3 separate regions of the Homo sapiens genome follow, and regions 2 and 3 are each linked to region 1. The links are chromatin contacts, found by Hi-C or POLR2A ChIA-PET in ENCODE. All regions are on one chromosome and are shown on one strand. The core of a region is the stretch at or near the end of the contact, and the rest is flanking DNA. Distances in the headings are between cores, read along the strand shown.

Region 1 (3,714 bases), core at 680-3,179:
TCATTTAATTCTCTTGAGGATAGATAATATTAGATAAGGTAAGGATTAAAGAGAGGTTAAGAAACTTGATCAAGGACACCCAGCAGGGAAGTACTTAGCAGGGCTGTTCACTAGGGCCTGCTGTTTCTCTTTCCAGATGTACAGACTTTCTAGAGAGAACGATGTGCTCTGCCCACCCTCACCCCTTTGCTCTGCTGTTCTGCCAGGGACATGCAGGAGACGGAGGCCTTCCTCTTAACCGCAAGAGGCCTTCCTTTTTTACTAATATTCCTCAGCACAGACCCTTTACGGGTGTCGGGCTGGGGGACGGTCAGGTGTTTCTCTTTCTCCTTCCTGAGATCTTTGCTTCCAATTTGGCTAAGGCCCTTTCCATGTTATAGTATCATGTATCTCTTATTCTTGTCTTTCTCACTTAACTGTGAGCCCACCTTGATGTTAGATATTCTGAAAGTCATTCTCCTATCCCTGAAAGGTCTTCAATAAAGATTTTTCCTCCACTTAGTGGAAGGTGAATAAAGTTTATTCTTCCATTTAGTAGTGGCTCAATAAAAAAGTTTGTGGAATCAATCAAGGGATGAGTAAATGAATGAAATACTGAATTTTCCTGGCCTATGAAGGACCATGAGCTAAAGCAGCGGTTTAAAGTATATAGTCCCAAACAAAGAATTCTTACTAAAAACACACCGGATCTGTAAGGCAGAGGAGGGAGGGGCGGGAGGAAGAAGTCGAAGAGCAGGGTGTGGTATTCCAGGGAGACTGAAGACAGGAGCTTCCCATGGGACAGGCAGTTCATCCACAGGCTCAGCTTCTGCAACCTCCTTCCTGTGGTTACTCCTGCTCTCTAAGAATTCTGCATGTTCTCATCAAGAAAATACCAAATTCCTTGAAAGCCTGGATTCTGCCTTGTGGTTTGTGAGCCAATCTCATGACACCACCAGCCCACAGTGCTTTTCCTGATTCCATGGAGGCAAACTAGACGGAGCTTCTAGCAAGTGAAACTTCTTTTGGGTAGATATTTGGGGGCCGCTTTTAAAATTTTTCTGACAGACCAAGTGGTAAAAATCTGTGTGTGTACACGGAATGCTCTCTCCCTTCTGCAATGCGTTTACTCTCCTTGTAGAAATAACTGCTTCTCTTAGCCGGCTCTTGCTTGGAGCAGGGAAGAGCAAAGTCCTATCATGTACACATACACAGTTTATAAACATATACTGTACAATCAACATGTACATATATAATACAATATACACATGTGTGCATCCTGTATCTGTATACTGTATATCATGCATATACAATTTCATAAACAAGCTTGTACCAGGAAAAGGCAATAATTTATATATTATACACACATACATGTATATGTAAAATATGTACACACACACAAAATATACCATACAGAGTGTAAGGTTCATGACGTCTTTCTTTCGTTGATATTTGTGCTCACTTATTAGCGGTAAATTATTAATTTTAGATAAGCCCATCACAGAGTGAAGGCTCAATCCTTGAACAGCCCAGGGAGAACTTCGTTGCTACTTTTGAAAAGCCCTTTGATGTGCCCAAAGTCTCCAGAAGGGCGATGCCAAACCCACTCAACTTTGACAAAGTGTGAAACGTCTGTAAAAAGGAGTTCTCTGATGTGTGAGAGGAGACGGAACCGAGAAGAAAAGGCCGTACTCTGCCCCCCGCGGGACCCAGGTCCCCGCCTGCTGCAGAGCGCACTCTGCGCACGTCGAGCCGCGAAAGGTTCACAGAAGAAAACAAGAGAAAGAAGTAGCAGGCACTGAGGAGCCGCCGGCGCCGGCGCCCAGGACGGCACGTGACCCGGGGGCGGGGCCGCGCGGGCCGCGGGCCAGTGGATGGGGACGGGGGCGGGGCCGCGGCTCGGGGGGCGGGGTCTGTGGCGGCGCAGCTTACACCGCGGTCCCCTTATTTGGATCTGCGGGAATGTGGGCTGGAGAGGTCCTGCCGTGGTACCAGCCTCCAGCCTGCCCCCAGGACTGCCCCTGACCCAGGCGCGCCCGCTGCTCGGTGGCAGGAGGGCCGGCGGAGCGCCATGGCCTGCATCCTGAAGGTAACGACTTGGATCTGTGGCTCGGACGCGTGGTTGGCCAGCCCCTTGCTGCTCAGAGGCACGGAGTCAGCCGCGGTCCCACCGCATCCTCATCTCAGTTGTCTTTTCCTGGCATTGATTTTCTTTTTGTTCCTTTGGCAAATGCATATGGAGGGAGATTCTGAAACATGCAGCTGGCACAGCTTCTTTTCCCACCATTCCTGCCTCCTGCTCGCGCCTGCATTGAAGGAGCTGCAGACTGTTGGCTCCAGGGGAGAGCAGGGCTGTGTGCCGAATAATGGGGATGGTAGGGAGAGGAGGGGTGTTCCCGCGGGTCCCGCGGCTCTGTGGAGCCTGAGGCCTTTCAGGGGCCACGGGGAGGGGTGGAGTGGCTAGGCGTGAGTTGCTGGTGGTGAGGGGCATAGCGCTTTAAATGGAGGGAAGAGTGAGCGGAGGTGGGCTCTACTGTGCATTTGATCATGTGAAGACAGAAACTTCTGAGTTTACAGGTAGTCCCTTAGGAATGAGTTTTCTATGAGATCTGCTAGCTCTGTTTGCCCTTAGCTCTACTTTGGAAAAGTTCACACGAGGATGTATATGTTAGTAGAGAACCTCTCACTCTCTTTATGCTCATAAATTTGAATAGACAAAATGATTTTATGCTCTGCCAGAGTGCGCTCAGCCATCCCTTCTTTGTTGAGTTTTCTTTCTCCAAGACCGGATTCTTAGCCTCACCTGAGCATCTTTCTGGGTTCACAGACTTGTGGCCTCAGGTGGGAGAACTTGGTGTGAGGGCCTCACTTAAAAAGAACTTTCCATCCCACTGGTAGAGGCCTCCCCTGCCCTCGTTTTTTTTTTTGCACTACCTTTCTACAAGAACATAACCTGGATGCATGAATCAAAAACATGAACAGCATGAAAGTTTCCTGGGCCTTGACTGGAGAATGCAGAGACCTAGTTGTCCAAGCCTGGGGGAACTGTGTGACGATGGAAAATACCAGGAAACAATTCGTTGTTGTTGTGTTATTGTGAAGTAGCATTTATTTCTCTATAAGATGATATTAAGTCATCTACTGTGTTCTGGTTACCTGAATCGTCTTCTAACGTGCCTGGTGTCAATGATGAAAATAAGAGACTAACCTCGTAGAAGTTGTTTCCCCTTCTTTGCGTAAAGGAGATCAGAAGTTTCCTGTGAGCTTTCTGAACTTCCTCTTTTTGTTTCAGAACATTTTCCAGGACATGAGGAAATAATACATCAGTATTACAGTATGGGGTATTTGACCGGGAGGCTCTTAGCACAAGGACTGAAATATGAATATGAGTCATCTTTACTATTCATTGTGTTATTTGCTGAAAGGGACATTGAGGAGCATGATATTTATTGCTGGCCATCTTTTTCTGTTTTGGTTTCTCCCCTGCCTTGTCCTATACATGTGGTAAACATCTTTAATGCACATCCCAAACTACACATGAATCTGGTCCAATCTTTCTCTTCTAGCACTTCACACTGCTTTCAGACATTTGGGACATATCTGTCCACCTTATCTTCCCTCCACTGAAACTAATGTGGGCTTTAGACTCAGAAAGATATGTCTGGATGCTGGCTCTGCCCACTGCTACCTCTGTGATGTTGGACAAGTTACTTAAATGTCTCTGGGCCTTAGTTT
Region 2 (3,714 bases), core at 661-3,160, 1.9 Mb before region 1:
TTAGAATATACAGACCCCAAACATATAGGCTCTGCTGACCTTCACTCCCTTGGGACCTCACTTAGTTCCACAGTTAAAATTAATTCTATCTTCTTGCTGACAATTCCCAAAATTGTATCTCTAGCCCAGACCTCTCTCCTGAATTCTAGACTCGTATGTATAATGCATACAGACACATACACACACAAACTTCCATTACATATTCACTGCATACACATGTCTCTTTATTCCACATGTCCAAAATCAAATTCTGGACCCTATTACCCCAAAAACCTTCCTCAGTCGGAAACTTACCCATCTTAATTGATGGCCAATCCATCCCAAGGCAGTCATTTTGACTCCTCTTTTTCTCTTACAGTCCACACCCATTAATTCCATCAGCACATTTTATTGTTTTTGTCTTAAAAATATATCCAGAATCTGACCAACTTCTCACCATTCCCACTGCTACCATCCTGGTCAAGCCTTCACCAGCTCTCACCTGCAATATTGCAGTAACCTCCAAAGAAGTCTCCCTGCTTCTATCATTGCCTCATCCCCCATTATAATCTATTCTCCTATCTCCGAGTGATCTCTTTAAACATAAGCCAAGTCACTTCAAAACCCTGCAATGGCTTTGTTTCCCTCAAGAGTAAAAACCAAAATTCTTCCTATGGCCCTTTGTTCTCTCTCTGACCTTCTCTCGCTACTTTCTCCTTTGGTTACTTTCACTCAAGTCTCTGTATTTTCTAAATGTTCTTCAATAAGATACTGTTTTTTTAATTAATGAAGTTTTAAATGTAAAACTATGAAAGAGTAATCTAATCTGCCATTTTATCCAAATGTTTCCACTATTAGAACACGATTGTATAACAAGTCTGAGAAGAAAAACTAAGTAAATTTATGACAAGAGTTTATGGTGCCCTGAATGTCTACGTACCTAATGAAGACGTTGATACAGAGAAATCGTCTCAAAAAATCAAACGGTATGGTGAAATACCACAAGTTCTGGGTTTGGGATTGAAATATATTTCTTAAATCTTTTATTACTTACTAATTGTGATACCTTGACTAACTCACTATTCTCTGATTCAGTTTTCTTCTGTGTAAAGATGAAGTGGTCTGTAAAACCAAGAAACCTCGTGTTCTATAACAGGAACACCTTTATATAGCTACCCAAAAAAACACCTAAAAAGGCTGACTTATTCCTAAGAGTGTTATTGAACATTCTAGATTAATCTGCATATACAAAAGAATGCCAGAGAAGAAACCAAAATACCAAAAATATTTGGAGCCTGGTTGCGGACTGAATTTTATACAACTTTCAAAGACACTATTTGAGAGGCTGTCGTGTGTAGCCTACTAAGAAAAAACAGAGGGGTGGGGTGGCTCACTCTCTAGGAACCACAAACTTAAGGTTCCTAGAAAGAGCAGAGATTTTAAATATTCAGACTGTGTATGTATCATGACCCAGGGTTGGGGGCAGATGGCCCGGGGTGGCGGGGGAAAGGAGAGATGGCGGAGATCTTCTATCAGGCTATCCTGGGGAACTGCTCCAGGCTGAAACAAACCACCAGTTAGGACGAACCGCCTTTGATGTGAAAGCTGGGAAGCTAGAATGTAGTTTCGCCTTATCCTTAGCGGGTCGGTTCTAACAATTTTGTCACCCAAACTGAACCACTCACCGGGTCAACTGGGCTGCAAGCCCTTATGAGTTGGAGACAAGTGGCCCAGCCCCAACACAGTCAGACAAATCGCTGGGCGGCCATCTGCTCCTGAGACCGTTGCTAGAGAAACAAGACAACATCCAAGTTCTCCACATCATGGTTTTCCGGGCGCCAGCCAAGGCGCTCCGGGGGCGTGGTTACGTGGGCGACGCACGGAGGGGGCGGGTCAGAAACAACCGGGCGGAGGCGCACCCCAGGGCGCATGCGTGCTGTGCGGCGCGGTCTCAGGGAAGGTGGGGCTATGGCAGCTGCTAGGGACCCTCCGGAAGTATCGCTGCGAGAAGCCACCCAGCGAAAATTGCGGAGGTTTTCCGAGCTAAGAGGTACCAGAGAAGGCACCGGAGTTCTCCTGGGCAATGCAGAGGGAGGGTGCTTTTACGTGCCAGGAGGTTTGCTGGACTGTCACTTCCCGTTTACTTCTCATCTGTAGGCCTATGACGCTCCCCAGGAGTAGCTAGCTAATAATCCTTTTGAGTTTTTTATTCTTTTCACTGTCCCTGCTTGACATGCTTGTTGCTTACTTTATTCTTAGTAGTATAGATATTAAAAATGAGGGCGGAGGAAGAAGAAGAAAATCTTACTAGTGAAGTTATGCATTGATTAGCTCATTAATAAAAGTTGCTTTAAATAAATCTAAAAGATACGAAGCACAGTATTTTGAACTTTATGAGTAGATGCCAGCCCCCTATCTACTTCACGCTTTACATTACGTTCATCTACTTCTGTAATGTAACCGTTTGTTGAGGGAGTAACAGAACATGGAGGAATTATGGATTAAAAATTAAAAGGAAGAAATTTGTTATCAAAAAATTGGCTATGACACTTAATCCCTGTACACCTGTCTAATAAAAGTGATTATATTTGTGTTGCAGTGACTGCTTAAAAAATACTGGGACTAATTCTTGGATAACAGTAAAACTTTCAGGACTATTAGATTCTAGCTGACAAGTTCTGTTTGTTAACTAATTAAAATGCTAAATCATTTTGTTTATCAATAAAGAGATTCCAACTGTCTACTAAAAGTGCACACTGTCTTTTAAAGATGTCATCAGAGAGTTGGGACCTTCTGTTATCCAGAATTTTATGTTATATTCTAACAGCCTATGTAAGTTTGCATGGTTCATCTTAAAGTAATAGAAAATAAAGTACCCACATTTATAAACAGCAACATTGAGGGAAGGGATCTTTGGGTTGTGTCTTTCTTAGTCACCTAACACCAAGTGTCCGTGATACATAAGAATTGATTTGCAAAGCTGGAGATTTGTTTATGTTTATCTCCTCTTCTTATTGAAGAATTGAGGCAATAGTCTTTGGCAAGTTAAAAGTCGCTCTCTTAATCAAGAAACATTATGTCATTCAGAATTTATAATTAAATTGGATTGCAAACCATAAAAGGAGGGAGTGATCTAAAAGAAAAAAAAGGAACTTGTGAACAGTCTTCATTATAACTATTTTGAATCGTATTAATGCACCACTAATTATTCCCTAACTTTCAAAAGCCAAAGATACATTTTGGAAGATGATAATGGATATTACCTTCTTTATCATCTTTCTCAATAGGCAAACCTGTGGCAACTAGAAAATTCTGATAATTTTTGTTTTCATTTCCTTGCTTTTTCCAAATAGGCAAACTTGTAGCACGTGGAGAATTCTGGGACATAGTTGCAATAACAGCGGCTGATGAAAAACAGGAACTTGCTTACAACCAACAGCTGTCAGAAAAGCTGAAAAGAAAGGAGTTACCCCTTGGAGTTCAATATCACGTTTTTGTGGATCCTGCTGGAGCCAAAATTGGTACGCGCTTTATGGTCAGTTTTATAATATAGGTCCTAAGCAGAATAATCATTGAAGAAAAGGTTTCTGTGACTTACAGTGTATAAGCTGCATATCTCTACCCACAGCTTTACAAACTTTAAAATTTGAACATAAATTGACTTTTTTTAGAAAGATAAAAGGAATAGCAACTGTTCTTACCCATTATGACTTACCTTGAAAAACTTCCAGAATG
Region 3 (3,714 bases), core at 856-3,355, 1.3 Mb before region 1:
TTTAATTAAACTATACTTCAAATAGGCCTTCCTGTTTATCAAATATAAACTTTTAAAAATTAAGAGTCCCTTGGTTTAATTTTTGGTTTAATTTTACCTCTGAAAGGTTGCCAATATGCCTTACAAATCTAGGAAATAGAAAATCTAAAATCCCTCTTCCAACAGTGATCTTTTTCCTGGCTATGCTTGTATCCATTTGATTTAAACGAAAATTAAAGGAATTGGGAAAATGTTAGGAGTATATTTTAACATAGGATGAACAGATCAAGTCACAAAGCCAGAGCAAAGGAACATTATGAGACAAGAGCAAAAGTAAAATTAAATAAGAATTCTGGCAAGAATTTTAAAAACTGAAAACTTAGAAAAAAAATCAATCATTACAAATTGTTCTGCTGCTAATACACAATGACTCATGTAAGCATATGGTTTATTATTAACCCAGAAATGTAAAAAAGGCAAGAATTACAAGTGGTCAGAGAAAGTCTCTTCCTGGCTGTGTGATCTTATCAGGTCACTTCTGTTCACTTGAGATAGGACGGGGTAAGAAGAGGGGAGGAGTTTAATAATTTCGGACTCCTCCAGGTTCCATGATCGTATGGAACAGGGCAGTCTGTTCCCTAATGCTGGAGGAGTAGAGCTTGGAGAGATTTGCTGCTGAACTCGCTGCGCTAACCAGACACGTAATCACAGTGGCTTCAGAGGGACTCGCACAACAATTTCCATTAGCTACGGACAAGCATTCCAAACTTTAGCCTTTAGGTTTAATCATTGACACACCTTCCCTGGTCACTGAGTCTCCTCTAGAAACTCAGTATAAACATCCAACGATGTGTTAACAGGGTGTTTTGTAATTTTCTTTTGAAGATTATTCTAGGTGGTGGGCGTCACAGGGTCAATAAAACTATACATTTCTCTCAAAGACTGCAATCCTGATGGCAAAGCTGGAGGAAGCTCCGGGAAACCTGTAATTGTGGGAATCCAAGACAAAAAATCCCCCACAGCTGGGCTGTGGGAAGGGGCCCTACCTAGGAGAAGAAATCAAATCCCCTACAGCTGGGCTGTGCGAAGGGGCACTACCTAGGAGAAGAAATCCCCTACAGCTGGGCTGTGGGAAGGAGCCCTACCTAGGAGAAATCCCCTACAGCTGACAGGTGGGCTGTGGGAAGGGGCCCTACCTAGGAGAAGAAATCAAATCCCCTACAGCTGGGCTGTGCGAAGGGGCACTACCTAGGAGAAGAAATCCCCCACAGCTGGGCTGTGGGAAGGAGCCCTACCTAGGAGAAATCCCCTACAGCTGACAGGTGGGCTGTGGGAAGGGGCCCTACCTAGGAGAAGAAATCAAATCCCTACAGCTGGGCTGTGCGAAGGGGCCCTACCTAGGAGAAGAAATCCCCTACAGCTGGGCTGTGGGAAGGGGCCCTACCTAGGACAAATCCTCTACAGCTGAGAGCTGGGCTGTGGGAAGGGGCCCTGGACAGACCGCTGGGCGCTGCTGCAGGAATCCCCAAACCCAGGCACTGGCTGCAGGGAAAAATCAAGCGGGTGACTGGCGGGGGGGGGGGGGGGGGGTGCAGCGTGGGGCTGGGGGACAGGGAGTGCGGGGGGCGGAGGCTGGGCAGGGGTAGTGCCAACGGACACCTCATGGTGTGGTAGCCTAAACTCAGAGCCTAAACGCAGGACCAGGGCTAGGAGCCCAGGACCAGAAGGCAAAACTTCCTACCTGATTTATGGATGGGAACTTGCAGCCCCTGGAGGGGAATGGCTTCGGTCTGGAGCTCTACGCACTAGTTCTCTGGGAGGACAGAGGGCAGGAAAGGGGTGCAGCCAAAATCAAACTCGGTTCCACTTGGACGAGCAGTGGGGAGATTCGCTGTCTAAACAACTAAGGAGAGTTTTTAAAACCACTTACCAGAATCTAGAGTGGGAATTAAAATCTGCGTGGGCTTCTTCAGATTCCACAGAAATGAGGACTGCCACACCTTCTCCAACTTTTGCAGGCTCCACCCAGGATGTGCGCCTCGCTCCACCCAGGATGTGCGCCTCTCTCCACCCCTAGGCGAAGGCACTAGAATTTCCCAAATTAAGAACGAAGAGGAAGTTTGGACCTTTTCGGCCACCGCTCGCTTCAATATGGCTGCCCCCAGGGAGAGACGAGGCTACCATGAAGGAGCCGAGCGCAGACCCTGAGTCCGTCACCCATGGATCGCAGCGCGGAGTTCAGGAAATGGAAGGCGCAATGTTTGAGCAAAGCGGACCTCAGCCGGAAGGGCAGTGTTGACGAGGATGTGGTAGAGCTTGTGCAGTTTCTGAACATGCGAGATCAGTTTTTCACCACCAGCTCCTGCGCTGGCCGCATCCTACTCCTTGACCGGGTGAGGCCCCTTTGCGCCTGTCCATCGCCTGCCTTCTAGTGCGAAACTTCAGGAGCCCTGTTCCCATCCAGTGACGACCGGATCCAGCATGTCTGTGTTTGCTCCTCTGAGGGGTGGTCTCTGTTTCTTTATATGTGAAATTTAGGGGATTAGATCAGTGCTTCTAAAAGTTTAACGTGGCTATTAATCAGCTGAGCATCTTTTAAAATACAGATCCCGATTCTTTAAGTGTAGGGTAGGGCCTGATACTGTGCATTTCTAACAAGTGCCCAAATGATGTTGAAACTGCTGACCTGGGAACTATCTTGTGTGGCAAAGTTTAGAAAATTTGATTTTATTATATGAATACTAAGGGAATCTAAAGACTTTGTAGCTTGCTAAGGTATTGAATGCCGGAATCCGCTCATCAACAGCTCTGGCAAATCATTGTTACTGCATGCTTGAACATCACCAGTGTTAAGGAGTTTACTGCCTCCTAGTGAGCCCCTCCATTATTACAACTCTAGTAGTTTTACGCAGAGAAAAGTACGATCGTATATAATTTAGGATGGTTAGACTTTTTTTTTTAACTTTATGATGGGTTTACAGGGGTAGTAAATGCATTTTGACTTACATTTTCCACTTATGACGGATTTATTGGGATGTAACCCCATCATAAATCAAGAAGCAGCTGTACAAGCCATACCTCCTTATTTGCAGGTTCAGTTACCCCAGTCAACAGCAGTCTGAAAATATTAAATGAAAATTCCAGAAATAAACAATTAGTAAGTTTTAAATTGCATGCTGTTCTGAGTAGCGTGATAAAATCTTGAGCCAACCAGCTCCTTCCAGAATGGAAGGTGAATCATCCCTTTGTCCAGAATATTCCACTATATATTCTTGCTGCCCTTTAGCTGCTTGGTAGCCTTCTGGGTTATCAGATCGACTGTGGTGGTATCACAGTGCTTGTGTTCAAGTAACTCTTATTTTACTTAATAATGGCCCCAAAGTACGGGAGTAATGATGCTGGCGATTTGGATCTGCCAACAGTAAGTTTTAAAGTGCTTTTTTGAAGTGAAAAGGTGAAAGTTCTTAAGGAAAGACTTAAGGAAAGAAAAAACAGCATATGCTGAGGTTGCTAAGATCTACGGAAAGAATGAATCTTGTCAGTGAAATTGTGAAGTGAAGAAGGAAAAAGAAATTGATCTGAGGTTTCAGGCATCCACTAGGGGGTCTTGGGACATATCCCCTGAGGATAAGGCTGCTTGGGAGTGATACTGCTTAGATTAAAAACCACGGGCTATGTGACCTTAGGAAAGCTATCTCAACTCTGCCCCTTCCTGTTCTATGAACTGAGGATAAT

What was found. A loop is a pair of places that touch in the nucleus more often than their neighbours do. ChIA-PET counts read pairs that join two places held with the same protein, here RNA polymerase II (POLR2A). Pooled maps may share reads with other maps.
Region 2: a map of CD8-positive, alpha-beta T cell shows a loop between it and region 1 (10-fold over the local background). The contact joins the promoter of FPGT-TNNI3K here to the promoter of ST6GALNAC3 in region 1. A Hi-C loop is called at or near these places in 4 of 168 maps with a recorded cell type or tissue (CD4-positive, alpha-beta T cell, CD8-positive, alpha-beta T cell and naive thymus-derived CD4-positive, alpha-beta T cell), 1 of 37 single-sample maps with no recorded cell type and 6 of 50 pooled maps.
Region 3: a loop to region 1 is called in a map of naive thymus-derived CD4-positive, alpha-beta T cell, with 18 times the contacts of the local background. The contact joins the promoter of TYW3 here to the promoter of ST6GALNAC3 in region 1. A Hi-C loop is called at or near these places in 1 of 168 maps with a recorded cell type or tissue (naive thymus-derived CD4-positive, alpha-beta T cell), 1 of 37 single-sample maps with no recorded cell type and 6 of 50 pooled maps. POLR2A ChIA-PET finds 5 or more read pairs at or near these places in 1 of 52 experiments (activated T-cell).

Annotation. Positions count from the first base shown.
Region 1 is chr1:76,072,817-76,076,530 of GRCh38, forward strand. ST6GALNAC3 (ST6 N-acetylgalactosaminide alpha-2,6-sialyltransferase 3) reads left to right here and starts at 1,930. Exons shown (of 5, transcript NM_152996.4): 1 at 1,930-2,068. The coding sequence starts at 2,051. RefSeq lists a silencer at 1,731-1,930.
Region 2 is chr1:74,196,332-74,200,045 of GRCh38, forward strand. FPGT-TNNI3K (FPGT-TNNI3K readthrough) reads left to right here and starts at 1,911. Exons shown (of 27, transcript NM_001112808.3): 1 at 1,911-2,029; 2 at 3,333-3,500. The coding sequence starts at 1,948. LRRIQ3 (leucine rich repeats and IQ motif containing 3) reads right to left here and starts at 1,845. Exons shown (of 8, transcript NM_001105659.2): 1 at 1,665-1,845. FPGT (fucose-1-phosphate guanylyltransferase) reads left to right here and starts at 1,911. Exons shown (of 4, transcript NM_003838.5): 1 at 1,911-2,029; 2 at 3,333-3,500. The coding sequence starts at 1,948. RefSeq lists a silencer at 1,749-1,848.
Region 3 is chr1:74,731,047-74,734,760 of GRCh38, forward strand. It overlaps TYW3 (tRNA-yW synthesizing protein 3 homolog), which reads left to right and starts at 2,106. Exons shown (of 6, transcript NM_138467.3): 1 at 2,106-2,372. The coding sequence starts at 2,199. It overlaps CRYZ (crystallin zeta), which reads right to left and starts at 2,004. Exons shown (of 9, transcript NM_001889.4): 1 at 1,910-2,004. RefSeq lists enhancers at 801-1,090, 1,686-2,396, 1,951-2,240, 2,621-2,720.